Linked DNA regions of Homo sapiens: region 1 is linked to region 2. A link is an interaction called in ENCODE POLR2A ChIA-PET data of the cell type or tissue named here. Cell type or tissue: MCF 10A. All regions are shown on one strand. Links, peaks and the distances in the headings refer to the core of each region. The heading gives the core; the rest is flanking DNA. Region 1 holds the start of HSPB3 (heat shock protein family B (small) member 3). Region 2 overlaps LINC01033 (long intergenic non-protein coding RNA 1033).

Region 1 (16,086 bases), core at 4,003-9,002, 53 kb after region 2:
CTATTTGTCCTCTTGAGAGGGATAAGAAAAAAAAATAGTTCCCACTCTTTAATAAAAGAATGTGGATTATTTTCTGTATATTATGATGTTTTGATATGTTAAAAACCTTTCCACCTGGAAAGAGACTGCACCTCCCAGGGCTGGCCAATCCTTAGAGACAGCAAAGGGCTCAGCTGGGAGTGTGCCTTTGATACGCAAACTGCCCAACCCAGAGCCATCTCTCCTCTATGTGGCCCCTGCACTCCAGGACACAACATTCCTCTGCCTTAGTCAACCAAAGGCCAGGTACCGGGCAATTGGAGACATCCTGTAGCTTAGGGCCTGCTGAAATTATTCAAACTAGCCAGTTCTAAACTGTTCATCCTGCCCTGCCTTTCCCTGTGGAAACCCCAATAATGGCTGTGGCTAAATCTTCCACTTGCTCCTGTCTTCTGCCTCCTGACTGCTTATGTCTTCCTCTCACCCTCCATAGCCAGTTGTCTCTAGGACCTGTGAGTATAACATACTTTGTTTTCCCGAGACTCTCTCCTGTATCTCCTCTTGTGACCACACCGCCCTGATCATGGCGTAAAAGAATACAAAAAAAGGTAAAATAGGGTTCTATGGGCTGGGCACAGTGGCTCACGCCTGTAATCCCAGCACTATGGGAGGCCGAGGTGGGCAGATCACGAGGTCAGGAGATCGAGACCATCCTGGCTAACATAGTGAAATCCCGTCTCTACCAAAAAATACAAAAAATTAGCCGGGCATGGTGGCGGGCGCCTGTCATCCCAGCTATTCGGGAGGCTGAGGCAGGAGAATGGTGTGAACCCAGGAGGTGGAGCTTGCAGTGAGCCGAGATTGCGCCACTGCACTCCAGCCTGGGCAACAGAGTGAGACTCTGTCTCAAAAAAAAAAAAAAAAAAAATTGGGTTCTATGATGGATAACAAGAGTACTTTCCCTAGATAGTTGGAAAAGACTTGGCTGAAGAAGTAACACGTGACCTGGAGCCTGAATGATGAGAAAGAGGCAACTTTAAGACAACTTGAAAGTCAAGTTTTCAGAACAAAAGGGACTCCAAGTACAAGAAGCCTGAGGAAGAACCAAGCTTAGAGTGTTCAAGGGACAGACAGGAGGCCAGTGTGGTTGAAGCAGGGGCACCACCATTTTACCTGTGGTCACCAGCATGCATAAAATGTACAACACGAAGACTGAACCCTAGTGTGAGGTGGAGGGGAGCAGGGCAGAGGGGCCAGATTATAGGTTCTCAAAGGCCATGGTAAGAATTTTATATTTCATTCTGGTTGTGATGAGAAACTTCTGACTTCAAGTTTGAAGCAAGGGAGTGACATCATCTATGTGATGCTCTAGAACAACTGCTCTAGTTACAAGGCGAAGGATGGACAGGAGGGCAGGAGAAGGAAGCCTGACAGATTCTCCAAAAGGACAAAAAGTCAACGTAGCTGATGATCATGATGAGGGCAGTCACGCTTAGGGCTGGAGTCAAAGGGCAGTTTTGGGAAAATTTTGGGAAAATGGCAGAAGTAGAAGTCTTGAATATCGCATCAGAAATGTGATGCTCATTTTTATTTTTTTCTTTTCTTTTAGATGGAGTCTTGCTCTGTTGCCCAGGCTGGAGAGCAGTGGCACGATGTTGGTTCACTGCAACCTCCGCCTCCCATGTTCAAGTGATTCTCCTGCCTCAGCCTCCTGAGTAGCTGGGATTACAGGTGTCCACCACCATGCCCTGCTAATTTTTGTATTTTTAGTAGAGACGGGGTTTCACCATGTTGGTCAGGCTGGTCTTGAACTCCTGACCCGCCTCGGCCTCCCAAAGTGCTGGAATTGCTCATTTTTAATCTCAGCAGCTCATTCACAGATCATACATGGAAACTTATCACTCACACCTAAGCCTTCTTTGCCTGTCTTAGAGATCCCTGGTGCAAGAAACTGTAAGATTATTTGACACATTTTCTCTGTCTCACCCTAACAGCCTCTTTCTAGTATTTGTTTTAAAAAACTTATTTTTTTTTTTTTTGAGAAGTTTTTTAGAGCAAGGGTTTGGGGAGACAGAGGGATGAATAAGTGGAGCCCAGAGGGTTTTTAGGGCAGTAAAACTACTCTACATGATACTGTAATGGTGGATACATGTCACCACCATGCATAAAATGTACAACACCAAGACTGAACCCTAGGGTGAAATATGGACTCAGGCTGATAATGATGTGTCAGTGTAGGTTTATCAGTTGTAACAAATGTACCACTTTGAGGCTGGGAGCGGTGGCTCATGCCTGTAATCCCAGTACTTTGGGAGTCCAAGGTGGGCAGATCACCTGAGGTCAGGAGTTCAAGACCAGCCTGGCCAACATTGTGAAACCTCGTCTCTACTAAAACTACAAAAATTAGCTGGGCATGGTGGCGGGTGCCTATAATCCCAGCTACTTGGGAGGCTGAGGCAGGAGAATCGCTTGAACCTTGGAGGTTGAGGTTGCGGTGAGCTGAGATGGTGCCACTGCACTCCAGCCTGGTCCACAGAGCGAGACTCCATCTCAAAAAAAAAAAAAAGTACCACTTTGGGGGTGGTGTTGATAATGGGGGAGGCTGTACATGTGTAGGGGTAGGAGGCATGTAGGAAATGTCTGTAGCTTTCCCTCAGTTTTGCTGTAAATCTTACTAGTGTTTGAATGCCAAATCCTTAAGATCATATCTATTTCTTGTCACTGGCAGTGAGTTCTGTTCTTGACTTTCCACTAAGAGCAGTACTGATGACAACATCCCGCAGTATTTTATGAGCCGGAGAACATTAACATATCTAAAAGAGTACATTTTCCTCTGGAGGGCCACCAGCCTGTAAACTGCAGGTCAAAAAGCTGAGTGTGAACAGCATTGTTAGGACATGTTTCTAAGTGTATGCCAATATGTCCACAGAGGTTTTTTTAGACTTATAAAGCGAGCTAAAGAAGACTTTTGTTCCATTTTCTGATTTTTAATTTATATAGACATTTTTTCATTTGAAGAAAGTGCATATATTTTTAAAGGAAAGGTACTCTTAAGTCTATCCATTTAAGAAAATATTAATCTCCATGGAGAAGAAATTTTCCATATTTTAAAATTTATTGTGTGTAGGTATATTCCATATACACTCTATAAATAAAAAGCACACTGGCTGGGCGCAGTGGCTCATATCTATAATCCCAATGCTTTGGGAGGCTGAGGCGGGCAGATCACCTGAGGTCAGGAGTTTGAGACCAGCCTGGCCAACATTGTGAAACCCTGTCTCTACTAAAGATACAAAAATTATCTGGGTGTGATGGCAGACGCCTATAGTCCCAGCTACTCAGGAGGCTGAGGCAGGAGAATCACTTGAACCTAGGAGGTGGAGGTTGCAGTGAGCCAAGATGGCACTACTGCACTCCAGCCTGGGCAACAGAGCGACACTCCATCTCAAAAAAATAAATAAATAAATAAAATAAAAAGCACACACTATCACAAAGAAGATGGTGGCAAAAATAATAATAAAAATAGTAAGTAAATAAATAGCACAGAAGTATTTACAGTAAAAAATTAGGTCTCCTTCCAGCCCCCACCTGCCAATCACTCTCAGGAGGCACCCACTGTCTTCAGCTACAAAGCTTTCAGAGAGATTTTATTAATATAAGCAAATACATACTTTTTAAAAAAGTATAAATAAGGCCTGGTGCAGTGGCTCACGTCTGTAATTCCAGCACTTTGGGAGGATGAGGTGGAAGGATCTCTTCAGGCCAGGAGTTAGAGACCAGCCTGGGCAACATAACAAGACCCCCATCTCTAAAAAAACAATCAAAAAAACTAACTGGGCATGGTGGCATGGTTCTATAGTCCCAGCTACTCAGGAAGCTGAGAGTGAGGGATTTCTTGATTCCAGGACTTCGAGGCTGTCACCCACTCCAGCTTGGGTGACAGAGCAAGACTCTGTCTCAAAAAAAAAAAAAGTATAAACACTAGCATATCATATATTGCCCTGGACTTTTCTTTTTGATTTAACATATCTTGGAGATTCTTCCATAGCTGTGGATAAGGAGTTGCCTCATTCTTTTTCAGGGTAAGTTTAGTATAAAGGGTGATATAGTGGGGAAATTATATTTAATTTATTTTTGCCAACTCAGTAGCAGAGCTGTGACAAGATTAATCCTTAGATTTTTGGAGGTTCATATCAAATCATTCAAAGCTTTGACATTTTTCTCTTCTTTGTGGCTCTATTTTCATCACTAAAATTCCCCATCCTATGCCCCTGCAGCCCCCATCTGACGTTTGTCACTTCTCTAGCTTAGTCATCTGATCTAATTTTGATGAGTCAGATGTAAATAAACCCAGATAATGTGTCTTTTAGCCCAAAAGACTAAAAGATAAAATAAAAGGAAATGCATAGGACACAGGGCAGTTTGTTGAATGGCTGAGATTTGAATATGTGTGTATTAATTCTTTCTGAATTACAGCTAGATTCTGCCCTCCCCAGCTTTGTATCTGGAGACGAGGGAAAATGTGATCCCAGTTCATATTATGAGTGAACATCTCTGACTGTTCTAAGAAGTCCTATTCCCTTAGATTACTGAAGTTCACAGGGAGAAAGCACCCACCCAGATATTTTTGGTTTTTGTTTGTTTGTTTGTTTGTTGAGATGGAGTCTCACTCTATTGCCCAGGCTAGAGTGCAACGGTATGGTCTTGGCTCGCTGAAACCTTTGCCTCCTGGTTCAAGCGATTCTCCTACCTCAACCTCCCAAGTAGCTAAGATTTCAGACATAAGCCACCATGCCCAGCTAATTTTTGTGTTTTTAGTACAGACAGGGTTTCACCACATTGTTCAGGCTGGGCTTGAACTCCTGACCTCAGGCGATCCACCCGCCTCAGCCTCCCGAAGTGCTGGGATTACAGGCATGAGCCACCGCACCTGGCCTCACCCAGATATTTTTCAAATACCATTTTCGATTCCCACTCTCTTTCTTGAAGTAAGCAAGGCAGACACATTTGCCAAGGATAACTGAGAATGTAAGGGCAATCCATGACTGGGCAGCTTGTGCAGGCTGTGTGCTAAATGCACTGGGAAACATGCCCTATAAATAGCCGTTCATTGTCAGCATGTGTGAAAAGACAAGAGAGCATTCCGTGCTATGATTCAGGCCTAATTAAGTGATTGCGTCTGGGCACGGCTATAAACCACTAGCTGCTTCAACTGGTAATCCAGTCAGTAGGCAACTGCAGGGGCTCGCCACTGACTGAAGGCAGTGGAAGGTTGGCAGAAGGAGGCTGTTCAAGGCTGTTTTTGCCTTCACTATGGCAAAAATCATTTTGAGGCACCTCATAGAGATTCCAGTGCGTTACCAGGAAGAGTTTGAAGCTCGAGGTCTAGAAGACTGCAGGCTGGATCATGCTTTATATGCACTGCCTGGGCCAACCATCGTGGACCTGAGGAAAACCAGGGCAGCGCAGTCTCCTCCAGTGGACTCAGCGGCAGAGACGCCACCCCGAGAAGGCAAATCCCACTTTCAGATCCTGCTGGACGTGGTCCAGTTCCTCCCTGAAGACATCATCATTCAGACCTTCGAAGGCTGGCTGCTGATAAAAGCACAACACGGAACCAGAATGGATGAGCACGGTTTTATCTCAAGAAGCTTCACCCGACAGTACAAACTACCAGATGGTGTGGAAATCAAAGATTTGTCTGCAGTCCTCTGTCATGATGGAATTTTGGTGGTGGAAGTAAAGGATCCAGTTGGGACTAAGTGACATCGTATCGGTTCCTGTTCAGATGACATGGGGAAGATGATGGTTCAGCCACTGGTACTACGAGAATGTTTGTATTACCCACATTTGAAATGATTTGCTATGATTTTTATGAAGATTAAAAATATATACACAGTTCCTGGTATGTTGAGGTTGTCTTTATTATTCTTACTCAGAAAGGAAAATTTGTAAATATGTTTGTGTGGCTCAAACTGATACTATTCTTACAACTGAAACATTGAAAATACAGAAGGCTGTATTTGGATATTAGAGAGGACTCCGAATTGTTTCTTATTATTCCAACAATGCCAGCTGCATTTGTAATCACTGATGGCAAAAGAGCTATACCCATTTAAGGAATTCCTATCCATTTTATGAAAATCTTTTATTTTGCCAAAAAGAGTTGTGATTCCCTTCACTCGATAAGCTTTTCTTTTTAATGTATTTTAATTAAAATGAGGTTTTATAAATATGGAGTGCAAAAATTAAAATACAGTATTTGGAAATTGGGTCTGATATCTATTTATGATTTAGTATAGTTGTTACTGCCTTAAAGGTCAATGGGAATTTTCAGATATAAATCTTATTTTTAAAAAGTTCAAATATGTACCTCATTCATCTTTTTAAAGATATACTGAATCCTATCTGAAGTGTTTTGACTTTTTAAAGATAGTATAAGTTCTATGGACACGTACAAAATGTTCATGAGATATGTATTTACATATCCTCTTGTAAATTAATATGAAGCTTAAGGACACCACTTTTAAAAGTTTGATTGCTGAATTCAGTGAGTTTTAATCTGTGCTTTTTAGATGCTCCATAAACTTAGATGGCAAAATGTAACACATCTGCTATCTCTGCATAATCCTTAGCTTTAAATAGCCTGGCAGCCAATGGAAGTTCAACACCTGAGCTTACACTGCGTGTCTGAGTTTACACAGCACATCTGATGATTGGTGCTTATTATATTCTCCCAAACTACTGCCTTGGCTCAAGGTGGAGACATTGGTAGAGGTTAAGGACTAGTGCCTTCAACAGCTGCTCTGGGACATTCCAAAGGTTTGCTATCTCATTCTGTATACATTAAGTATTTCTTCAGAGGCAGTGGCTGCCTGCCTTTTACCCCGCACTGAATGTGAGCTGACAAGCAGCCCAAGGACAGTGCTAAGAATAGACATGGAATGCAGGGTGTGGAAAACACCAGGGCAAATGCAGATTGCTGACAGTATCCCAGTACTCCCCCACGTTGTTTTACTGTAGCTCAAGTTAAAATGTAAAAGACATGAAGCAATAGAAAAACGAATCAAACAGTTCTAAAAGTTATTTTGAAAACAAATGTAATCTGAGAAGAATGTTTACTGTCTAATTAAATTGAAAAGATTTTGCAGTTATATGCATATCTGAGGTTTATGCCTATACATGGAGGTTTGTGTGTCCAACTCAGATATGAAAAATTTTGTTTGACCAAGTGAATATCACAGATCAGCTTGGCTGCATAACAAAGTTAATAGCAGTCGTTGAGATTCCAGATCTACTAATATGATCAGAACTGGGATACCATTTGTCTGGATTATCATTCTTTCCCAGTGATTGGCAGAATAGTGTGAAAAGAAACTAATGTGGTGAGAAACAAAAAAACCCTCTCTTTCGGCCTTGATCTTACTCTAGATGAGATCCTCCTCCCGGGAAAATTCAGGAGGTGAAATTCCTACCATGAGGAGCCACTGATAGAAAATATTCTCTTTAAAAATAAAATTAAAGTAAACACATGTCTAATGAGCTCTTGTTTTTACAAGATAAATTTTAAAGTCTTATAGATAAGATATAGATAAGTTTTAAAGATAAATTTTAAAGTCTTATAGCCATTTTTTTGATTTGGGAAATATACCAAACACTATAAATAATAAAAATCATCTATGGTTCTTCTGCTACCATGAGGCAGCTATTTTAAATATCTTGTTCAACAACAGGACTACATAAATACATGTATCACTTTTCACAAAATTAGGATTATATCTGTATGGAGTTTGATATCCTGATTGTACTGGCTACTGTCTGTTGCCCTCCCCACTCCCACCAAGTCAAACCATTCTCTGCCCTTCTCAGCCCCACTCTGAGCCCAAGCAGGCTGACCCTGATGGGCCACATCATTCTAGTTTCTGGTTGGGTTCAGCCAATAAGAGGCACTGACTGGAGACCAGAGATTGCAGAGAGATTAGTGGGCAAGAGGGGAGAATGGTCAGGGAATTCTTCTGTCGCCCTTAACCTGCTGCAGACCAAGGCCCTGTCAGGGCTGCATCCTTCTATGACTGAGTTCCTCCAGGGCTGCCACTCTCACAGGGCTTAGGGTTGTAACACTGTCTCTTCCTTTCGTCTGTTCAAAAGGAGGAGGAGGGGTGACTCTCTGCTCTTTCTTGTACCCTGTGTGTCACTATCCCTTATTGATTCTCCTTACTTTGCCCACTCTCTCATAAATGGTCCTTTAGGCAATGGAATTGTTTTCTGCCAGAACTCTGATTGTTTGACCTTTTAATCAATTGCAGAGTAAATGCATGTGATAGCAAACATTTAAGCATACCTTTAGAAAGACCCAGTACGGTAGATGTACCTGAATGTGTGTTTCAAGTTAGGCAATCTGTGCATGGCCAACCTGGAGATTCGTTTTTTTATCTATACATCTGAGCCCCCACCCAGCCTGTTCCATGGAATATGTGCCGTACAGGAGATTGAGGCCTTGAGTTTTGAGTTAAATGATGGTTGCCAGGTGGAGTTCTTTCGATGGAGGGTGTTAAGTGAAAGTGCTGTAGAAACTGCATAATGTTTGCAAGCAGTTGTGTTCTCCCAGCCAGCCTGCCGCTACTGGACTCTCTCTTCTGTATTAACCCCCTAATAAAACACCGCATTTCATCTGCTGGCTCTGGGTCTCTTCTTTGGCCTCTTTAACCTGGTGCTTTCCCTATTGGGGTTGATAGGTGTTCATCGCAACAGTGACTTTTTAAAAATTAGTGCATCGCTTTCTTTTTCTACCAAACAAGAACTGATTTGTAATGGCTATTCACTGTTCCAACAAAGCTTAATTGTATTAGCATTTAACCATTTCTTTTCATTCTTGGTTCCAGTAGGAAACAGTTGGACCCTATCAAATTGGAAAAATTCAAGAAGGGTTTATTTATAAAGAGACATTACAGGCTGGGCATTGCGGCTCACGCCTGTAATCCCATCAGTTTGGGAGGCCAAGATGGGTGGATCACTTCAGGTCAGGAGTTCAAGACCAGCTTGACCAACATGGTGAATCCCAGTCTCTACTAAAAATACAAAAATTAGCTGGGCATGGTGGCACGTGCCTGTAGTCCCAGCTACTAGGGAGGCTGAGGCAGGAGAATTGCTTGAACCTTGGAGGCAGAGGTTGCAGTGAGCCAAGATGGCACCACTGCGCTCCAGCCTGGGTAACAGAGTGCGACTGTCTCAAAAAACAAAACAAAACAAAAATAAAAAACAAGAGAGAGAGAAACATTACAAAGGAGTGGGGAGGGCATAGAGGCACTGCAAAGGAAAGCGGAGTAATCTGACGTTCAGTGTGGAGTTGTTACGTCCCCCAGGTCCAAAGGGATGGGAGGAGGAAGCAGGTCTCAGAAATCAAAAGGAAAGTCGCATAGAGGAGACTACCAGCTGTGACTTTCATCTGAGGGCATGACCAGTCCAAGGAGACCTCTTACAGGGAGGGAGCCAGGAGAACAAATACTTCCTCCTTCCCATCTCCTGCTAGGGTCCCCCATTGGCTGGATCTGACTGGAGGCCAGAGGGCATGGGAGTCCTGTCATCTAGTTCAACGGCCCCCCAGGGCAAAGGGCAGGATGGAGAAAAGTGAGGATGACCCTCAGGGGCAGGAGGATAATATCCAGTACTCCAATCAAATGAGTCCTATTGTCAGAGTTCTCTGTTAGAAAGTCTCTTTCTACAAAGTAAAGCTTGGGATGAGGATGGGATGAGGAAGAGCTGACACTTTATTTGGAAAGTGTCAAGCCCAGGATAGTAAAGATGAGGAAATAGGGGAAATGAGACAAGGAAAAACTGGGGAGCTAAGATGGTGTGATTAGGGGATGTGTCACTGTGCTGACCACCACGCCACAGGGAGCTGTGAAGAGGCTCAGCATGTCTGTGGGCAGGGATGTTGGCTCAGCACAGGGAATCGCTCCATGGAGAAGTTTTCTTCAGGGAGAAACAAATCTTAAAGAAGTCCCCAGGAAAATCAAGGGGAGAGAGGGAATTTGCTCACCTTATTCTCTACAATATCCCATCTCCTATTAGTCAAGGTTCAGCTCACAGGGGATAAACTTTCCTGTACTTCTGGGTTCTATCATTCAATGCCTTGTTGGAAACCAGACCCTGATGATGTGACATTTCATCCAAGCTGGGAGCAGAAGAATGACAGCATGATTAGGAGCAGAAGAATGACTCAGCATGAGTAGGGCTCAAGGCTTCAGTCAGTGGACTCTTGCTGCCTTGGAAGCCTGGCAAAACTGCTGGCAAAAGTGGCAGCAGCATGGTCTGGGAGGCAGGCGATGCCTTCAGAAACAAGGTGTCAGTCAAAAAGATATGCAAGGTTTGTATCCAGTAAACCTTAAATACAAAACTGCAGGAAGAGAATGCCAGGCAGATCAGACAGTCTTATATCATCTACTGCTCTGCAACCTACACTGCCTTCAGATTTTATGGACCCTAATGTCACTTTATATTTTGATCTAATTTTTAATCCACTTAGGTGCAAAGTTAGTCCTCTTAAACATCTCCAGGATTTTTCTTTTTCTGTAAATTGTGGACCAAGGTTGTGTGTTTATTATTTAAAGCTGTCTGCCAGAAAGCTAGAAGTCAATGAAGATTTTCAAGATTTTTGTTCTCAGTGATCTCTCCAAGTCCAAACTGCACTGAGGTATCAGGGAACCTGCCCCAATATTCATGTAGGTTCTTTTCCATTTTCCTTAAGTGTCAGCCAGCTTGAAAAATAAAGGGACAGAGTACAAAAGACAGAAATTTTAAAGCTGGGCGTCCGGGGGAGACATCACATGTCGGTAGGTTCTGTGATGCCCCACACGCCGCAAAAACCAGCAAGCTTTTGTTAGGGATTTTCAAAAGGGGAGGGAGTGTGCGAATAGGTGTGGGTCACAGACATCAAGTACTTTACAAGGTAATAGACTATCACAAGGCAAGTGGAAGCAGGGCGAGATCACAGGACCACAGGACTGAGGCGAAATTAAAATTGCTAATGAAGTTTCAGGCACCATTGTCGTTGATAACATCTTATCAGGAGACAGGGTTTTTGAGATCAACGGGTCTGACCAAAATTTATTAGGCGGGAATTTCCTCTTCCTAATAAATCTGGGAGTGCTATGGGAGACTGGGGTCTATTTCATCCCTGCAGTCTCAACCCTAAGAGATGGCTACGCCCAGGGTGGCCATTCATAGGCCTACCCTCAGGCGTGCATTCTCTTTCTCAGGGTTGTTCCTTGCTGAGAAAAAGAATTCAGTGATATTTCTCCCATTTGCTTTTGAAAGAAGAGAAATATGGCTCTGTTCTACCTGGCTCACCAGCAGTCAGAGTTTAAGGTTATCTCTCTTATTCCCTGAACAATTGCTGTTATCCTGTTCTTTTTTCAAGGTGCCCAGATTTCATATTGCTCAAACACACATGCTGTACAATTTGTGCAGTTAATGCAATTATTACAGGGTACTGAGATGACATACATCCTCCTCAGCTGACAGGATTAAGAGTTAAACTAAAGACAGGCATAGGAAATCACAAGGGTATTGATTGGGGAAGTGATAAGTCTCCATGAAATCTTTATGTTTAGAGGTTGCAGTAAAGACAGGCATAAGAAATTATAACAGTATTAATTTGGGGAACTAATAAATGTCCATGAAATCTTCACAATCCACGTTCTTCTGCCATGGCTTCAGCCGGTCCCTCCGTTTGGGGTCCCTGACTTCCTACAACACTGAGGTCCCCCACTTGTCCTTGGCCTATTTTTCTCACCTACTTGTCCTTCAAGGTAGAGACACAGTCCTGGAAATCTTATTTGGAAAACGAAACATCAAAAACAGAAGAAACAACATGCTTCCCAGCTAGCTCTCCTCATTATCCTTTCTGCCATCACAGCATACTGTGCCCCACACTATGAGCAGCATGCCAAAAGTGCCTGGTTCCTACCCAAAATACTTCCTGAAAGATGTCCAGCTAGTCCAAGGCTACTGTTAGCCACCAGCGCACTGACTGCATTTGGCAATCGCATGCACTTACCAGGCACGCTGGCCCTTCTCAAAGAGCCACCTTGAAGGGTTTTGTTTGTTTGTTTTGTTTTTTTGCCTGAGTGTCTCCTGTTTGCCCACTGTGTGCAATTGTGTTTGGACCACGTCTTTTAGCATTTTCTGATATTGGGAAGACAGTACAGTGTTATGAAAGACTGAGAACTTCAACTGGAGTTCCACAGGTTTTTCTTTCATGAAACATTGCTTTAACACAATCCTATTCAATTTCCATACTTACCATGAAACCCCAAACGAGAAAAATGTATGGAGGTCTTGCTTTACAGTAGGGTGTTACTCAGTAAGTTACAAAACACATCTTGGCTGTAACCCTTTGCTGGGAGGCGATGAGGCTCTGGATATGAGGAAGGAAAATGGCCAGTATCAGGGATATGGACAATGCTTTCTTCCTTAATTCCTGATTCTCCTAAGCTTTTGCTATAGGCATAGCCTCTTGTCCCTGGAATGGATTACCTAAGTGTACACTTGTCACTGTTGAAAATGTTATATGGATGGGGACAGGAGGTGGGGTTGGAAGCATCATATATGGAAGCCCTATGCTTAAAAATATGTAATGGGATCATGTATGGTCAGTCTATGTAGAGATTGCTAACAAGTGATCAAAAAAATCAGTGGATTGGGTCTTGTGTTTGTCCCTATTGATGTGATTATCTGAAAGTTGATCTGTTAAGGACCTTAGCAAGTCAAAAAGTTATTTTCATTTATTTTTTATTTTATTTTATTTTTTTTTGAGATGGAGTCTCGCTTTGTCACCCAGGCTAGAGTGCAATGGTGTGATCTCAGCTCACTGCAACCTCTGCCTCCTGGGTTCCTGGGACTACAGGCGTGTGCCACCACGCCCTGTAGCACAAATTTTTTTTTTGTATTTTTAGTAGAGACGGGGTTTCACCGTGTTAGCCAGGACAGTCTCGATCTCCTGACCTCGTAATCCACCCACCTCGGCCTCCCGAAGTGCTGGGATTACAGGTGTGAGCTACTGCGCCCAGCCAAAAAGTTATTTTAGAAAACATATGAGGCAAGGAAAATAAAATGAGAAAAAACTGGGAAGCCAACTTGGTGTGATGATGGGATGTGTTACTGTGCTGGTTACCATGTCACAGGGAGCTGTGAAGAGGCTCGGCAGGTCTGTGGGCAGGGATGCTGGCTCAGCACATGGAACCGTTCCATGGAGAAATTCTCTTCAGGGAGAAACAAATCTTAAAGAAGTCTTAGCCAGTTGCTAGGCTCATGCCTGTAATCTGAGCACTTTGGGAGGCTGAGGTGGGAGGATCACTTGAGCTCAGGAGTTCCAGACAAGCCTTGGCAACATGACGAGACTCCATCTCTACAAAAAGAACAAAAATAAGCCATGAGTGGTGGCACGTGCCTGTAGTCTCAGCTACTCTGCAGGCTGAGGCGGGAGGATAGCTTGAGCCTGGGAGGGTGAGGCTGCAGTACAGTCTAGGCAACAGAACAAGACCTTGTCTCAAAACAACAACAACAAAGAAAACCCAAGAAAATAAAAAACAAAAACAAAAAAGTCCCCCAGGAAAATTAAGGGAATAGAGGGAATTTAGCATACAACCTCAAATTTTTAAAAACCCATGATTTCCACTAGTTTAACAAAAATACTTTTTACTAATGATCATAGTTCTCTTCAGAGTCTGTCAAATAATTAGTCACAAAGAAGAATTAAAAATTAAAATGTTGGTTTGGTACAGCTCTTATATTACATTTTGAAAATAATTTTATTTAGTGGTTGAGTGGGCCGGATCCCACCTCCACCCCTGACCCCCCGCAAAATAAGAGAGGTAGTATTTTTAATTTGAAAAGCAAATGATTCAAACTGCTGTTTACATTTCCTGTGTTGTTTAATACACAGTGTGTGTGTGTATATAAAAATATAATCCTGTTTATTAATGTTTTCTAACCTCAAGGAAATACAAAGAATGTGCAATGTGGTAAGATCAAATGATCTGTATGATACCATTCTTTGTAATGTGTTGTTCAAATATTCTATGTTCTTCCCTTTTTTCCCCTGATACTAGAAAACATATAGATTGTTGTCTTCGAATCTCTCAAAATTGGAGATTCGAAATTGGAAAAAAGGCAGTTTTCCATTTTTAAAAAAAGTTCTGGCCCATTTTTTACTTTGTGTATTTTTAGATTATGTTGTTATACTTTTAAGTTTGTTGTATAAACTTATATAACTTTCCTAATTGTAAGTTTAAAATTGTAATTTTTTTCTATCGAATTGTTTCTTATATTATTATGTAGGCCCACTTTTTATCCCTATTTAATGCTTTTAGCCTTAAATTCTATTTTGCCTGAAAAATACCACGTTTTTATTATTTACATGGCAACTCTTGTTCTTTTATATTCAATATATTGAATACACTACAGTATTTAAATGTGTCTCTTAAAAGCAGTAGCATATAGCTGAATTTTTAAAAATGCAGTCTGATCATCTGTCTTTTAGTAGATAAGTTTAATCCATTTACTTATTGGAATTAAATATTTGAATTTATTTCTTATTTCATATTTCTGTTTATCATGCTTTTCTTTGCTTTTTTCCCTTTCAGATTTTCGGTTTACTTCTTTGTTTTTTCTACTGATCTTTAAGATGTTAAAACTTAAACACTGCCTGAAAATTTATAGGCTAATATACATTTTTGAAGGAAAATAATACAAGTATAAAAATTTAAACATTTTCTTTGTCTTTTTTTTTTTGAGACAGAGTCTCACCAGGGTGGAGTACAGTGGTGCAATCCCGGCTCACTGCAACCTCCGCCTCCCAGGTTCAAGCAATTCTTTTGCCTCAGCCTCCCTAGTAGCTGGGACTACAGGCATGCACCACCATGCCTGGCTAATTTTTTGTATTTTGAGTAGAGACAGCATTTCACCATGTTGGCCAGGCTGGTCTCGAACTCCTGACCCCAGGTGATCTACCCGCCTCAGCCTCCTAAAGTGCTGGGATTGCAGGCGTGAGCCACCGCACCCCACCAAAAAAACTGTCAATATCCTTCTCCTGATTGTGACTAGGTCATTTGTGTCCTTACTACCCACTGAATACTGTCCTCCATCTTGTTGCTATTCTTAATTTTACTTTTAGACTGGGCTCAATGGCTCACGCCCATAATCCTAGCACTTTGGGAAGCCAAGGTGGGAAGACAGCTTGAGGCCAGGAGTTCAAGACCAACCTGGCCAACAATAGTGAGACCCCACCTCTTATTTATTTAAAACATTTTTAAAATTAAATTTAGTTTTGGGCTGGGCACGGTGGCTCACACCTGTAATCCCAGCACTTTGGGAGACTGAGTGGGGAAGATTGCTTGAGCCCAGAAGTTCAAGACCAGCCTGGGCAACAAAATGAGAACCCTGTCTCTACAAAAAAAGAGGAAAAAAAAAATCAAAAATGAGATGGGAGGATTGCTTGAGCCACAAGGTCAAGACTGCAGTGAACTGTGATCGTGCCACTGCACTCCAACCTGGGTGACAGAACAAGACCCTGCCGGAAAAAAAAAAAAGTTTTACCTTTAAATATTGACTGTTAAAATCCTACTATTGGCCGGGCATGGTGGCTTATGCCTGTAATCCCAGCACTTTGGGAGGCTGAGTCGGGCAGATCACCTGAGGTCAGGAGTTCGAGACCAGCCTGGCCAACATGTCAAAACCCCGTATCTACTAAAACTACAAAAAATTAGCCGGGCATGGTGGTGTGTGCCTGTAGTCCCACCCACTAAGGAGGCTGAGGCAGGAGAAGGAGAATCGCTTGAACCCAGGAGGAGGAGGTTTCAGTAAGCCGAGGTCATGCCATTGCACTCCAGCCTGGGTGACAGAGCGAGACTCCATCTCAAAAAGAAAAAAAAAAATCCTACTATTAAAAGAAAATGTATGAATTTCTGTGCTCACCTTTGTTTCTTGTTTTCCACAGCTGAACTTTGGGTTCCTATCTCTTCCGGTTAAGGTTTCTAGTTATTTTGAGGCTCTGTAGGTGAAAACTGTCTTTACATTGCTTCACTCTTGAATGATATTTAGCAAGGT
Region 2 (16,086 bases), core at 5,562-10,561:
TCACTGAGTTTTTGTTCTTAATAAAGAAGCTCTGTTTCCAGATGATTTATTAATCTCTGTCATTGCACTCCGGACATTAAAAAATACCCAAGACATTTCTTAACTTGTCAAGATGTGAAATATAATGAGCATAACAAAACAAGTCGGCTCCTGATTTATTTGGGCCCTTGAGGCCTCCAGTTTGGCCAAATAACCTTTCACCTGGCTGTGAACACTACATTTTAGATTTGAAGTTACATAGGAAATTACACCCACCAAAGTCACCATATGTGATAAAAAATATTACAGGATCTCTTTGTAAAGAAGTTACAAATCATGGTTGCTTTTTTGATAAATGTTTCTAGTAATGAGTGGTAGTATCTTCAATTTATTCAAGGAGAGTTTTGTTGAATGATTTTCTTTGACATTCATTGAATATCCACTCCCTGCCAGATGATACTGAGAGATAAACTAATGCCACACGGTCTTGAAAGAAGTCAGTAATTTTTTTTTTAAATGGTGTTATCAATAAGTAATAAGGCCCATTCCAAGGCCTTACACATACTAGAAGGCTTCTGATACACACTAGGCCTTATTGTCATCACTTCCTTCTCATTCTTTCCACATAGCTTCTTTCGTGGCAATTTTCCCCCAGGAGGGATTTCCCTGCAGTGGACCTCCTCCCCAGTGGTACCTTCAGCCATCAGAACACCTCGCTTTAGATCTGTGGGTCCCAAATTTCATCAAATCCAATGACCATTTCTATGGTAGGTACTTTGCTATATACACCTTTGACTACCTGGAAATGAAATAATTATAACTACTTTCTTTGTATGTATCTATTAGATTTCCATTGGTGTATTACATTAATTTTTTAAAATTTTGTGCAAGGAGATTTTCTTTATAAATTTCAGTATGTATAGTAGAATAAAACCTCACTAGATTAAGATACAATGAAGTTATGGCACTTTAATATGTTTGTAGACTCACCTTGAATGCTGCAGCTACAAATGCAGATTGAAAATTGTGTTTTTCTCTAATTGTAACCAGCTTGGTAAAATTCAAACAAAACAATGTATGATAGTCCCTCAATTTATATGGCAGTTGCATTCCTGGAAATTTCAGTGAGTATTAAAGTCATACACAAATTCTTTCCTTCTTTTTCTTTCTTTCTTTCCTTTTTTTCTTTCGCTCTTTCTTTTCTTTCTCTCTCTTTCTTCCTCCCTTCCTTCTCTTCTGCCTTCCCTTCTTCCTTCTTTCCTTTCCTTTTCTTCTTTTCCTCCTCCCTCCCTCCTTCCCTTCCTCCATTTCTCCTTCCTTCCCTTCCTTCCTTCCCTCCTTCCTTCCTTCCTTCCATCCATCTTTCCCTTCTTCCCTTCTTTCTTTCCATAAAAGAAAACATAAGCCCTTTGCCTGGGTAATTATAAACAGGTTTCTCAGCAACATGAATGCTCTTAGAGCATTACAGTTCCCACACAGTTATTCTCTGTTGTGTGGAACCATCCCTTTCAGCACAGGCAGACTAGCATCTCTGGCCCTTGGCTCACAAAGACTCCCCATAATTTCCAAAATGCCTTCCAGAAGACAGTGAAAACCATCTTCCCCACACACCTTGAAAACCATTATTCTAGAACCTAGATGGATTTTATCTTCCTTTTTCTCAAACCAGGCTTGCAGCTAGCAGCCAAAATAGAAACACCTGAAACTCATTTAACACAAATGTCTTTGACTGACAACTTTATCTCTTTCTTCCAGGGATAATTTACCTCTTGCTAGAATAAGTGCCTAATATAAGGTAGAAAATTATAGAATTCTAAAATTTAGCAGCAATTTTGATAAGAAGAATTTTGCCTGCAGAACCTTCCAAGTCGCCTCTTGCCATTTGTTCTACCTACAAAGCACATGTGAGGCCCAGAAGGTGGTTTTTCATGCCTTTAATAACCATCTGGGCAGCAGCAGGAAGTTACTGACTTTTAGGAAGATGACATAGACCTTAAGCTAAGGCACCTGGGCTAGCTCAAAGAAAGGCAAACTGTAAACTGTACTTAAATATGTATTCATTCAGGGCCCCAAGGGAAATAGCACACTCAAGTTAGGATAATTCAAGGAGGTACTAATAAGGGGGTTGTTTAGAAAGCTATGGGTAGGGTGAGGAAAACCACAGCAATAGTGCAGGACTTTAAGAGCTATTACTATCCTTGAGCCTCAAGGGATAGGGGAGACAGGAGTTCCTGAAACCTCTTAAAAAAAAAAAAAAAGCACTCATAGCTGGGCGCGGTGGCTCACGCCTGTAATCCCAACACTTTGGGAGTTCGAGGCAGGCGGATGACCTGAGGTCAGGAGTTTGAGACCAGCCTGGCCAACATGGTGAAACTCTGCCTCTACTAAAAATACAAAAATTAGCTGGGCATGGTGGTGTGCGCCTGTAATCCCAGCTACTTGGGAGGCTGAGGCAAGAGAATCGCTTGAACCCGGGAGGTGGAGGTTGCAGTGAGCCAAGATTGCACCACTGCACCCCCACCTGGGAGACAAAAGTGAAACTCTGTCTTAAAAAAAAATAAAATCACTCAGGGCAGAGCAGCTGCCTTGAGAGGACTCATGTACTTTATGGAAAAATGCAGTTAGTCCGAGGTGACCCTACATGAAGGGAGTTGGGGAACTCTCCTTCCTCCCTCTGTTCACTATTGGAGAGGAGAAAGCCAATGGGAATCTAGAAGGCAAGGAAGACTGTTGATGTAGGTCACGGAGGTCCACCTCCTGGGCAGGGAGGAGGGTGGAGAAAGTGGAGAGCAAACCTGGAGGGAAAGCAGCTAGGTATCTGTTGTGCTGGACGTTTTCTAACTTCTTTTATGGAACTTCTGGAATGGTAGCCCATTGTTAATTGATAGTCTTAATCTTGCCCCTTAAGGTAAACATATTTACCTACTTTTAACATGTATGGACATTACCCAGTTGAATGTATTGTGCATAGTGTACAATTATGTTTGACAAATGAAAATGGAGCAAACTGTGCTTGAGACTACAGGTCAAGAAGATGAGAAGTGTCTGGTCTTGGCCACAGACACAAGACGATGAATAGAAAGTCACCATTTGAAAAGCATTGCAATAAGAAGTAAATGTGCTGCCGCAGTGGCGCCAAGGCCTACCAACTTCAGAAGTTGATCTGCTGCAAATGCGGCCACACTGACAAGAGCAAGAGAAAGTATAACTTGAGTGCCAGGGCTGAAAGATGAAATGCCACCAGTACTGGTCAAATGAAGCACTTAAAAATTGTACACTGCGGCCGGGCACAGTGGCTCATGCCTGTAATCCCAGCAGTTTGGGAGGCTGAGGCAGGTGGATCACCTAAGGTCAGGAGTTTGAGACTAGCCTGGCCAACATGGTAAAACCCAGTCTGTACTAAAAATACAAAACAATTAGCTGGGTATCGTGGCGCGCACCTGTAATCCCTGCCACTCATGGGGCTGAGGCACGAGAATTGCTTGAACCTGGGAAGCTGAGGTTACAATGAGCCGAGATTGTGCCACTGCACTCCAGCCTGGGCAACAGAGTGAGACTCTGTCTCAAAAAATAATAATGATAATTGTACACCTCAGATTCAGGATGAATTCTGTGAAGGAACAACACCTAAACCCAAGAAGGCAGCTGTTGCAGCATCCAGTTTAGCTTCAGAACGTCAACAATTAGTCATGCAAATAAATGTTCTAGTTTTAAAAAATAGAAATAATCCTGGCTAACATGGTGAAACCCCGTCTCTACTAAAAAATACAAAAAATTAGCCAGGCGTGGTGGTGGGTGCCTGTAGTCCCAGCTACTCAGGAGGCTGAGGCAGGAGAATGGCGTGAACCTGGGAGGCAGAGCTTGCAGTGAGCCAAGATTGTGCCACTGCCCTCCAGCCTGGGTGAAAGAGTGAGACTCCGTCTCAAAAAATAATAATAATAATAACTAAATAAACAAATAAAAATAATAAAAATAAAAAAATAAATAAAAAACAAGATGCAAAGTGGAGTTAATAGAAAACAGTTCTAGGAGATTACTGTTAAGACTCAGACTATGCACTGATGTTCAGTCCTTAGTAATTGGTGGCAACCTGGTGGAGAGGGAAGACCACAGGCTGTGGAGTTGGACCTGGGTTTGAAGATTGGCTTTGCATGCCTAGCAGGATGTAAGCTTGGCCCACTGACTTCACTTCTGAGCCTTGTTCTCCATGTCTGTCAAGTGCAGGGGAAGGGTTAGTGAAATCTATCTTATATTTTTATGGACACTAATGAGATTGGGAATGAAAACGAGATGCCCATAAGCATCAGTGCATCATAGGTACTTGGCCAGTGGTTCTCAAAGTGTGGTTCTCAGACCAGCTGTATCAAGATTGCCTGGGAATTTATAAAGGAATGGAGATTCTCCAGGCCCAGCAATCAGCATACTAAAGCTTGAGAACTGTGTTAGACTTTCTGGGATCTAACGAAGAAGGCAGGACAGATTTTGTTAGATGTATTACACAAGGGGCAGGCACCTGTGCACAAAAAGACCCCACAAAAACACAGAAAAAAAACACAGAAGAGGTGCTTTTTGTTTTGCTCTCTGTGTGATAAGCTAATCTGATAAGTGAGAAGTCCTGTTCTTTCTATAACTGGGTAGGTAAGTCTAATTTGGAGGTCAAGTATTGAAGCTCATTGTAGCCACATGTCTAGGCCACCTCCTCCAATTTAGCTTCTATCAATAATAAAGTTAATATTTTGATCTATTTGTTTGATTCTTGCATTGCATCTACTTTTCAATTTGTTCTGGTACGGGAGAGAAAAGGAGTTCTTTTAAAAATTATACTCTGTGGCTGGGCACAGTGGCTCACGCCTGTAATCCCAGCACTTTGGGAGGCCGAGGTGGGCGGATCATGGGGTCAGGAGATCAAGACCATCCTGGCTAACACGGTGAAACCCCGTCTCCACTAAAAATACAAAAAAATTAACCAAGTGTGGTGGTGGGCACCTGTAGTCCCAGCTATTCGGGAGGCTGAGGCAGGAGAATGGCATGAACCCGGGAGGCAGAGCTTGCAGTGAACCGAGATCGTGCCACTGCACTCCAGCCTGGGGGACAGAGCGAGACTCCATCTCAAAAAAAAAAAAAGAAAAAAAAGCAATTATATCTGTGATAGCCTCCAAAATTACCCCCTAATAATCCCAATTCAGGTATTCCCACCCTCCCTTGTGGTTCCAGAGTTAGTTTGTGTGACCAGTGCAATATGTCATTAGACATTAGGTCTCTCTGTCTCTTATAGATCACTCATTCTGGGGGCAGCCCTCTGGCATGTAATGAGCAGTCCTATGGAGAGGCCCATGTGACAGTAGCCATGCGAGTGACACTGGAAGTGAAACCTGCAGCTCCAGTCAAGCCTTTAGAAGACTGCAGCCCTGGCTGACAGCTTGACAGCAAACTCATGAGAGACTCTCAGCTTGAACAACTCAGCTAAACTGTTCCTGGGTTCCTGGTCCTCAAAAACTGTACGAGATGAAAAAAAAGTTTGTTTTTTTAAGCTGCCAAGTTTTGGGATAATTTGTTATTCTAATATATTTTTTAATACCTGGAAGTAAGGTGCTACCATAATAAATACCTAAAATGTAGGCACAGCTAGGAAACTAGACAGTGGAGGTAGCTGGAAAGAATTTAAGAAGCATAGCAGTGAAAGTCTCAGGAGCCTTGAACAAAACATTAGAAAAACTTTGGACTTTGACCAGGCTGCTGGTGGAGGTTTAAAAGAAAGTGAGAAAAATCTTGTTGAAAACAGAACAGGGAATCCTTACTATGGAGTGGCATAAATCTTAGCAATATTGTTGTCTGCAATAATGTGGGTGGTGGGAATGTACCTGGTAAACTGGGTGATCTAATTTGCTATTCATAAAGACATAAAGATTCTCAGCTTTTACAGATGGTGAAAAATGCTAAATTAAGAAATGGCTGAAGGACAGAGGTCAAATCCTGGGCACCATCATGAAAACATAATCCAAAGATGAAGCTGAGATGTGACTATAAATCCTTTGTTATGACCTCAGAAAGATCAAAAGTGGTGCCTCAGAGTACCAGTTTGGTCACACAAAGGCCCTCTAAAGTTTTTAAGGCTGTGACTCACAGATTCTTTCAAAAACAGGGCTCCTGAGAAGCTTAAGAGCATAGTTTTTCAGCAGAATCACAAGGTGGGAAAGGGATTATCTCAAAAAGATTTTTGGGCGTGACTTTTGTCTAATGGAATGGACCCCCAAAAATTCATAGGTGATTCACAAATTTTTTAAAAGAATTATATTAGTAGAAACATTGCCAACTAGAACTCAAAGGGATAGAGACAGTATGAAATGAAAAAAGGCCTTGGTACTCACTTTGCCCCTGTTTCACTGCAGGTTAAGAAAAAATTTCAGCTGCATACATGTACTAACTTTCATGAAAAAGAAAGAATAGCTAAGCATGGTGACTCACTCCTGTAACCCCAGCACTTTGGGAGGACAAGGTGGGAAGACCACTTGAGCCCAGGAGTTTGAATCAGCCTGGGCAACATAGCAAGACTCTGTCTCTTTTTAAAAAAGGATGACTCTGAAGGGGAAGCTAAAAGCCTCAGAGAATAACTCATGCGTAGAAATAGGACTAAATCCTAAGGCGATTCCAACATTTGCCTGGCTGGATTTCAGAGCTGCTATGGGGACATAGTAGTGTGTCCAGTACCTTTCCTTTTTGAATATTAATGCATATAGTGTTTATTCCTGTTCCACCATTGTGTGTTTGGGGTGTGTGTGTGTGTGTGTGTGTGTCTATGTGTGTGCGTGTTAGTTTCAGATTGAGAGGAATTATACCCAAGGAGCTAGAGTTAAGAAATTATACCTAAGGAACCTCTTGTGTACCTGGTCCTGATTTAAATGACAAGACTCTAGACTTTGAGTTGATGCTGTAATGAGACAAGAATTTTAGAAATGTTGAGATGGAGTGGACGTGTTTTGCATGTTGGAGGGACTTGATTCACTGGAGCCTAGAAGGCAGACTATGGTAGCCAGCCCTCAAGATTGTCTCCTCCTGGTATTCATACCCTTGTATAATTCCCCTCCCACATTGTACCAGAATTTATCTGTGTGACAGAATATGGCAGAAGTAATGATATGTCACTTCTGAGATTAGGTTATAAAAGACATTGTGGCTACCATCTCTCATCACTCACTCAAAGGGAAGCCAACCACCATGCAATGAGAATCTCAGGTAATGAGGACCTGAGACCTGTTGTCAATCACGTGAATAAGCTTGGGAGGAGATTCTCCAGCCCCAGTCAAGCCTCAGAAGACTTCAGCCCTAGGTGACAGCTTGATGATAATCTCGGGAGGCAGAACCACCCAACTAAGCCACTCCTGGATTCCTGACCCTGACCCTGACCCTAGAAACAGTGTGAGGTAATAAACGTTGTTTTAAGCTCTTAAATTTGGGGGTAAATTTTTAGGCAGCCATCAATAATTAATACACACCTCTAATGTATTTGTACTTACACCACATACCATGGGATCTCACAAAAGAGCAATTTTAAAGCTTGCTTGGATAGCCGATATCTTTATTTTCAGAACATATTCTTCATGCATAAAGAAGCAAAGACTCTTTCCTTCAGTATAATCCTTTTGATAGAAGCGAAAACTTAAGTCTGGCAGTTTTCCTAATATATGTTTTTCACACTTTTCCTTTATTTTAGGCAATTCTAAATAGACAAAATCAACTTGAGAGTGTTCTTGGATTTAATTTAGAAACAACCCCAGTTAAGCTTTTCATAAAACTTTTAAATTGGGCTGGCTTTTATTTTAGGAATATGAATGTTCTTGGAATTCTTCCAGATCTCTAAGCAATAATCTTTTACGCAATCCCCTTTATTTTGTTATGAAAAAAGAGCCTAGGTAGTTCTTTTAAGGTTTACTTTTTTGTAAAGGTATCTTTAAAACATCCAGATGCCTCTAGACATTCAAGATAGAACGAGGCACTCACAACTTCTATCTGCCTATGTTTCATCTATTTTTCTATGCTGTTGTGTGAATTTTGACGTTTTATTTTGTCAAGAATAGTGGTGAAAAACCAATGAATTTTTAAGTGATTGAGCTCTAACATTTCCTACATTCTCCTTCCAGAAAGTAAATACACAGTAATTATCATTCATTATTACCTTCTCCATCTGACAACTGCCTTTCACCCCTCAAATTATTGTGCATTTCACATTCTTTTTTCTACCTAGGACTAATTTGTCCAATCAACCGGACATCTGTTTTTCTTCCCCTTTTTTGAAAACAGGCTGCTTCTATGTTTTCAGGGCCTTCCTTTCTAGAACATGTAAGAACTTGTTCTCAGACTACTTGTAAGCAAGACACTCTCTGAGGTTACAAGTCTGGAAGCACTTTCTGAGAACAATTAAAAGATCTGTCTGCCTGTTAGGGCGTTCCATGGGAATGTTACACTCTTTGGAAGAAAGCTTTGTGTAAGCAACAGTCACTTCTACATAGACAATACAAATGTCACTTCATTTATTAACATTACGTGTCTAGATGATTGACTGCCCTTGGAAAAATATATATGGAATGAGGCAAGCTTATTAAAACCTAAATAACTCTGAAGATCTCTTACTTGGTCTGTAAACTTTCTACTCTTATAGCTCATGCATTTTCACAGGAAACAAAAGCCCTTAAAGGCCAAATTTCCACAACAAAACAGTGAATCTTTTCAGGATATAATCCTTCAATTCTTTCCTAAGTACGTTTAGATAATTTTTTTTTCTTTTTTTTTTTGTTTTTGAGATGGAGTTTCACTCTTGTTGCCCAGGCTGGAGTGCAATGGTGCGATCTTGGCTCACTGCAACCTCTGCCTCCCGGGTTCAAGCAATTCTCCTGCCTCAGCCTCCCAAGTAGCTGGAATTACAGGCATGTGCCACCACACCTGCCTAATTTTTGTATTTTTAGTAGAGACGGGTTTTCACCATGTTGGCCAGGCTGGTTTTGAACTCTGGAACTCAGGTGATCTGCCCGCCTTGGCCTCCCAAAGTGCTGGGATTACAGGGGTGAGCCACCGTGCCCAGCCCTTTTAGATAATTTTTAAATCAGGAAATATATGATGGTGATGACCACATGTGACACCCCAGCCATGAATAAGTTCTTGGCCTTTCTTTTGACTTTAGCCTCATTCTTCCCCTTATTTTCTTTTTCCTACTTTCTTCACCTACTTCTCTGTTTCTCCGTTTCCCTTTTCTGAATCACGCCATGATGCCGTAAAGGAATCTCCTTGGGATCTGGTGCTGGATGCAGTCTAGGGGGTGCCCTTTGTCAGAAGAGGCTGAGTGGAAAGGAAAGTGGCCATAAGCAAGCTGGTCAGTTCCCAGGCAACCAGGGAGGAAAGACAGGGTAGGAATCTGAGGAGCCTCACCAGGGAAGCCCCAGGCCGTGGGTCCCAGCCTTTTGCCTTGAGCCTCAGGAGAGCTCCCATGAGGAGAGCTAGATCCAAGGCTCCACTTTCCTTTCAGTGCTGTGTTTTTAAACTCTCCTCATGTCTGATTAAATGTATATGGGCAGCTATATTGGAGAGGAACTAAAGGGCTCTAGGAGTTTCTCACCAGGTTCCTTTTGTATCTCTTTTCACTAGCAGAGGTGTCTGCTATGGGTAGGATTCCCTCTGGGGTTCCCTTTGACCAAGCTTCTGCAGCCAGAAGCACTGAGGAGGGCACTGGGGTGATGGGACTGACCCTGAGGCCCTGATCACAGGACTCCTAAGTAGGAGTTCCTCTGAGGAGATATGCTAGGACCTGGTTTATCAAACCAGCAATGGGATATCTGGAAAAGCCGCTGGGGGGCTGCCAGGACTGCTTCTCAACATACTGTGTGTTAACCTGCATTAACACTGCACGAAGCAGGAACTTAGAGTTTTCTGAGCTTGGCTCAGTTTGTGTGTAACAACCAGGCTGAGGTTTCAGGGGTGGCTCCATTTGGGGTTTAACCTGCAGACCAGAGGAGGGAACAATGAAAGACTAGTTGTGTTTCTGTGTTTCTGTGGTCTGGAAGAGGAGGTGAAGAGAGCGTAGGACAAATCACTGAGTGTTCATGTCAAAATATCTGCAGACTGCTCAGCTTGGTTGCTGTTGAGCTCCCTAGTTCAGCAGCAGCAGGTCGAGGACCAACACTTATCCTCGGATAATAATGACTACTATTTATTCAGTCCTCCCATGTGCTAGATGACATATTAGGTGCTTTATGTGTACAACCTTAGCAATCCTTTAAGAGAGGTGATATTCCCATTTGTCAAATTTTAGAAAGCTAGTTAGACAGTCCAGAGAAGATTAGTGGTTTGTTCAATGTTAGGCTTCCAATAAGTGGCCAAAATTTTAACTTTGGTACACAGTTATCTTTGCTAAGACATCATATGCATTCCTAAAAAAAAAAAAAAACACTCTTCAGTTAGCAATATAGTATACTTAAAATAATAGGGCTTATGAGAAAAATGGGGTTGGTGTTAGAATTAGGAAGTAAAAAACCTGAGAGTGTAATACAAATAGAAATACTAGCATGGCTGAATCTCTGTAAACATTTGCCTTTAGCATCACAGACAGCCCTTTGCAGCCTTATATCCTGGGGCTCAGGCTTCTTGTAGGTCCTTGGGGCATTCACTGCCAATAGAGAACATAGGCATCGACATTAGAATTCTGATCTAGGGTTTCAATACAGAGGGATGTCTCTTCAAAGCATCTTCAACTGCACTCACAGCTTCACCAGATAGTTTAATATAATAGAAAACTTAGTGGCTGGTTTAATGGCTTCAAGAATCACTACCTCATTGAAGGTCTTCACTGTATGGAATATACAGGTTTTTCCCTAACGTACTCATATATTTCTTAGATTTTCTTCCTCCCAGTAAAAAAATTTACCCTGATCACCTCAAATGATGGGTTGGCAAAAATCGCATATTCACCACCACAACTTCTGCATCATGATCTTCAGTACCCAGTTTACCTGTCACTTATGAGATACTGTTGCATGAAAGGAAAGAAATGCTGCTTCAGATAGAACCAGACTGTTTCAGAGCCCATGTGATTTCTTTTGTGTTCTAAAGAGTCCTCATTGGCCTTGAGGGAAGTTTAGACAGGCTGGAGCGTTGATAACTGATAGACTATTTTTTCTCCCCACGCAACCACCATGGCATGATGCTACTCAACAAAATGTACAGTGGTTTTTTTCATTTCATGTAATACCGAGACTATGTTAAGATTTTGTGATAGTCAGGCCGGGCGTGGTGGCTCACGCCTCTAATCCCAGCACTTTGGGAGGCTGAGGTGGGCGGATCACGAGGTCAGGAGATCGAGACCATCCTGGCAAACACTGTGAAACCCCGTCTCTACTAAAAATACAAAAAAATTAGCCGGGTGTGGTGGTGGCCGCCTGTAGTCCCAGCTACTTGGGAGGCTGAGGCAAGAGAATGGCATGAACCCGGGGGGCAGAGCTTGCAGGGAGCAGAGATAGCGCCACTGCACTCCAGTCTGGGCAACAGAGCGAGACTCCATCTCAAAAAAAAAAAAAAAGATTTTGTGATAGTCTCAAATGCTTTTTACAGCTGGTTTGTTCAAATTAGGATCCAAATATGGCCTAAATATTACATTTGATTATTATATCTGCTATGTATTTTATTCTATACCCTTCTGCTGTTTTTTAATACAGTTGATTTGTTGGAGAAGTCCATTCTTCATACCACAGAGTATTCCATATTTGAATTTGGCTGATTGCTTTCTCATGATGGTTTTAAAAAGTAGTTCCTTTATTCCTCATATTTCCTATAAACTTATTGTTAGATCTCGAAACATGTTCAATTTGGTATGAATACTTTGTAAGTGGAGCTTTATAGTTCCTATGGCATTGTATCTTGAAATACAATGTCAAGGCCTATCTAATTTGAGTGATGCTAAAATTGATCAGTGTATTAGGAAGTGGCAGCTGGATCCCTCCTTTACAATATTTATCAACCATTGATTATCCTAGATCCATAGTATCTCACTAAAATTGAAAGATAGTGATTTTCTAAGCCTATCATTTCTTCTGCATTTGTTAGCTGGAATTCTGTGAAGCACATGACCTCAAGTCTTTGGATAAATGGAAACGCAGCTTATGCCGGAAAGGTAAAATCTTGATTCTTTTCTTTTATTAATTTTGAGAGTAGGCCAGGAACAGTGGCTCCCACCTGTAATCCCAGCACTTTGGGAGGCCAAGGCAGGTGGATCACTTGAGGTCAGGAGTTTGAGACCAGCCTGGCCAACATGGTGAAACCCCATCTCTACTAAAAACACAAAATTAGCTGGGTGTGGTGGCGTGCACCTGTAATCCCAGCTACTCAGGAGGCTGAGGCAGGAGAATCGCTTGAACCCAGGAGGCAGAGGTTGCAGTGAGCTGAGATCACACTACTGCACGCTAACCTGTGCAACAGAGGGAGACTTCATCTCAAAACAAACACAAAAAAAATTGAGAGTAGAGTTGGTGCCCTAGCCAACTCAGATGGTGACCAATGCGTTGATCCCTGAGTATTGTTGTGAACTACTGAATGTTTATATATTTATGTTTCAAGCAGTGATATTGTTCCTTTTGGCTTGAATTGTCACAACTTTGCCAGCAGAAGCCTTTTCAGTTTAGGTCCTGTGTACTTTTGACATGACCTCTTTAAAGTTTGATTATTTCCCTGCTTTCTGGCAGAAAATTATGTCTTACTCATTTTGTAAATGTCCTGATGTGGACCTAAAATCAACTATTTCTCAAAAGGAATTTCTTTTAGTGGAGAATGATATTTAAAAATCACAATTCAGGCACTAAAGGGGATTTTACTCTTGAACAAGAGCTGATTGCAATCACGTAGGTTTTTCTTGGTGCCATTTCAATTTTCTAGCTGTGCACTAATAGTTATAAATGTTTTTCCTGCAAATTCTTTGAGAGAAAATATCATTATTGCAAATATAAAACTTGGTATTCTTGACTCCATTTTTCCTTAGGAAAAATTTTTTTCTGCTTCTTTGATAACATAAATATTCTTTAGAAATAAAACTATTTAGTTTAGCCAAATGAGTAGAGAAGTGAACGGGTAGAAGTACTAGGGAACTACCCTAGATATTTCAAAATGCTCAACTACAAGGTTTTGGACTCAGAAGCTATGCTTCAAAATTTGTTTCTGTTTTCAAGTATTAACAAATTTAAAAGCATAAACATTTGTTCATTTTTTGGTAGGAACCTTAATGTTTTCCATTTTGTAGATTATTTTAGGTATATGGATATTAACTATTTTGTTTCTATCCTTGGTTCAGAAATCTGTTCATTTTATTTGTGGCTGTCATTTGCAATTCTTTAAATTAACACATGAAAAGAGATCCAATTCCAACTTTATTAGTAGACAAATGATATGCAAATTAAAACAAGAATATTTTTATTACAACAAATTAGCAAAGACCTAAAAAATTATACTCCATTCCAGGAAGTTTTAAATGACAGTCTCACTTTTTTATGCATGCCCTGCTATCAAGTTTCTGGGTTTTGGGTTTTTTTCTACTCGATATGTCTCCCATTTTCTCCCTTCCTCAATTACAGTATCAGGGTCCCCCTCACCATGCCCTCTATTCTGACCTGCCAGGGTTGAACAGACACAAAGATGCCCAGCATAAAATTCAGGAGCCCATGAATTATTCTCTGTAAAGGGCCAGATAGTAAATATTTCAACCTGTGAGAGCTAAGCAGCAAAATCAAGATATTATGTAAGTGCTAAGAGTACAGTAGCTCACGCCTATAATCCCAGCATTTTGGGAGGCTGAGGCAGGAGGATTTCTTGAGCTCAGGAGTTTGAGTCTAGCCTGAGCAACACAGTGAAACACCATCTCTCTCACTCTTAAAAAAAAAAAATGGTAGCTTGCACCTATAGTACCAGCTACTCAGGAGGCTGAGGCAGGAGGGTCACTTCAGCCCAGGAGGTTAAGGCTGCAGTGAGCCATGATCATGCTCTTGTATTCCAGCCTGGACAACAAAGTAAGACTGTATCTCAAAAAATAAATAAAAAATAAATATAAAATGTCACCATTAAAGATGTAAAAATCTACTTTTAGGTTGGGGAGCTATACCAAAATAGGCAGCAGGCTATATACAGTTACCAACCCCCGGCTTAGATACTCCTCAGAAAGGACTTATTGCTCAGCTGAGAGGAGGAGTATTATCTAACAGCCCCCAGCAATGAGTTTCATCACGGTCCACTCCTCAACCCACCCTGCCCCTCCTCTAAACCCATTCCACCTCTCCCAGTCAATGACGGAGAGAGGCCTGGTCTCCTGCCGACAGCCAGCAAGGAAAAGCAACCTGAGTCCTATAGCTGTAAGGAACGACATTCTGCCAACAACCAGAATGAACTAGAAAGTGGATTCTTCCCCAGAGTCTCAAAATAAGAGTCCAGCTCACACCTTGACTTGGGCTTTCTAAACAGAGAACCAGCCAAATTAACCCAGATTTCTGAAGTATAGACCTATGAGATAGTAAATGGGAGTTATTTTTAGCTGCAAAGTTTGCAGTAATTTGTTATATAGTAATAGAAAATTAATAAACTGAGAATTGTAGTTTGCAGAGGATAGCCCCTGTAACATGGAACAGACAGGGGAAAGACAATGAATGGATCTGGGAGCAAATAAGCCAATGGCCAGACAGACCTTATCACAACTTTGTTTTGTACATCCTTTAGCCTAGATGTTTTTGGCATGTATGGCTCACTCTACGTTGTCTCAATGAGTAAAGAGATTTATTTGTGATGATGACTGGGATGTTAGGGATTTCGGCTAATTATTGTTAGTTTTATTGGAGAAAGACTTTGTTAATTGGTGAATGGCTATGTGAGCCTTTTCTTTCTGTCTGATTCTCTCCCCTCTGCTGTGGTGTTTGCAATTGAGGAACAGCTACTAAGAGGTGGCAGCTGCAGAGAAAAGTCCAGAGCCATACAGATGAGGCTGGGAACTCTGACTAGCACTGAGTATTTGAAAGAGAGCTTGGCGAAAGTCTGTTACTACATGTAGCAGATACCTGTGACTGCATATAGGGAGTGAAGGAGACAGCCAAAAGTGCACTTGAGGATAACAAATGGCCAGCCCCTACATGATCACTCATGAAAATCCAACAGAACCCAGAAGTCTCACTTAGCTTTAAAAAATCCATTATTTTTTTCAGACAGAAGCACTTAGGGAAGCAAAATGGCTTATTTCAGCATGAGAAAGCAATGTAACAGTACAGCTAAGCTTTGAGGGTCTCCTGATCAAAAATTTGTGAGACTAATAGCTTACACAGGAAAGAGATGATAGCCCTTTTGAATGCCTTCTGAGCGCTCTTACGAGATGCGCAATCTAATTGTGGTGTAAATACCAGCTATTGATGGTGGGTTTTGTTCATCGGGTTTGTGCTACCACAGTACCAGAGGTCTGTATCTATTAGTGCTAGTAATGTATGGATGACCAGGGCTGGTGCAGACATCTCTGCAGCAATAATAAAAGGTAAGAAGATGCAGACAAAGCTGAATTTATTGTGTTTGAGAAGATATAGAATTCAATTTCCCTGATAACCAAGCTTAATTGCACAGAATTATGAGAGCTCATTAATGAAACCCAATATAGACAGTTTATATTAGTAATGGCATTACATTGATTATCTAATTTCAGAGTAAGGAATTAAAGGGGGCCAAATTAGGGATTATTCTGCTTTTACGTAACACCTGTAGTCAGGAAAAATAAATAGCTCCCGTTATTAAACTAAAGCTTTTGTATACAAAAGAATGCTAGATAATAAATGTAGAAATAATGATGGAAATAGAAAATATTTTTGCAAGACATTATGAAATAATCAATCCAAACAAGGATCAATAATGAATGCTAAAACTGTTAGTTGAACAGTCAACAGAGAACCAGATATTCAAAAAGCACCAAAGTATCACCCTTAAAATAACAAGTAATTTGCTATTACTTGTTTATAGCAAACGGAGGAAAAAGTACCCTTTACCATGGAGAAATATGGCTATTATCACTAGGTAACTTACTATCTGATTGTCCCACTATTAATGATGCTGTGT

Evidence for each region. ChIA-PET counts read pairs that join two places held together with the same protein. Peaks named below come from ENCODE experiments on the same cell type or tissue, not always from the same donor. Only the 100,000 strongest peaks of a DNase experiment are listed, where the experiment ranks them.
Region 1: POLR2A ChIA-PET joins it to region 2 with 5 read pairs; 6 of 35 experiments call an interaction of 5 or more read pairs at or near these places.

What each region holds. Positions count from the first base shown.
Region 1 is chr5:54,450,498-54,466,583 of GRCh38, forward strand. It overlaps HSPB3 (heat shock protein family B (small) member 3), which reads left to right and starts at 5,202. Exons shown (of 1, transcript NM_006308.3): 1 at 5,202-5,880. The coding sequence starts at 5,293. The coding sequence ends at 5,745. In MCF 10A, for the core only: no CTCF peak of the experiment used is centred there; a DNase peak (open chromatin) is centred at 6,894.
Region 2 is chr5:54,396,389-54,412,474 of GRCh38, forward strand. LINC01033 (long intergenic non-protein coding RNA 1033) reads left to right here. Exons shown (of 5, transcript NR_126379.1): 2 at 5,255-5,477; 3 at 7,135-7,400; 4 at 12,067-12,133. It also overlaps the pseudogene RPL37P25. Among named protein-coding and RNA genes, the nearest start is that of HSPB3, 51 kb to the right of the region's middle. In MCF 10A, for the core only: no CTCF peak of the experiment used is centred there; a DNase peak (open chromatin) is centred at 8,363.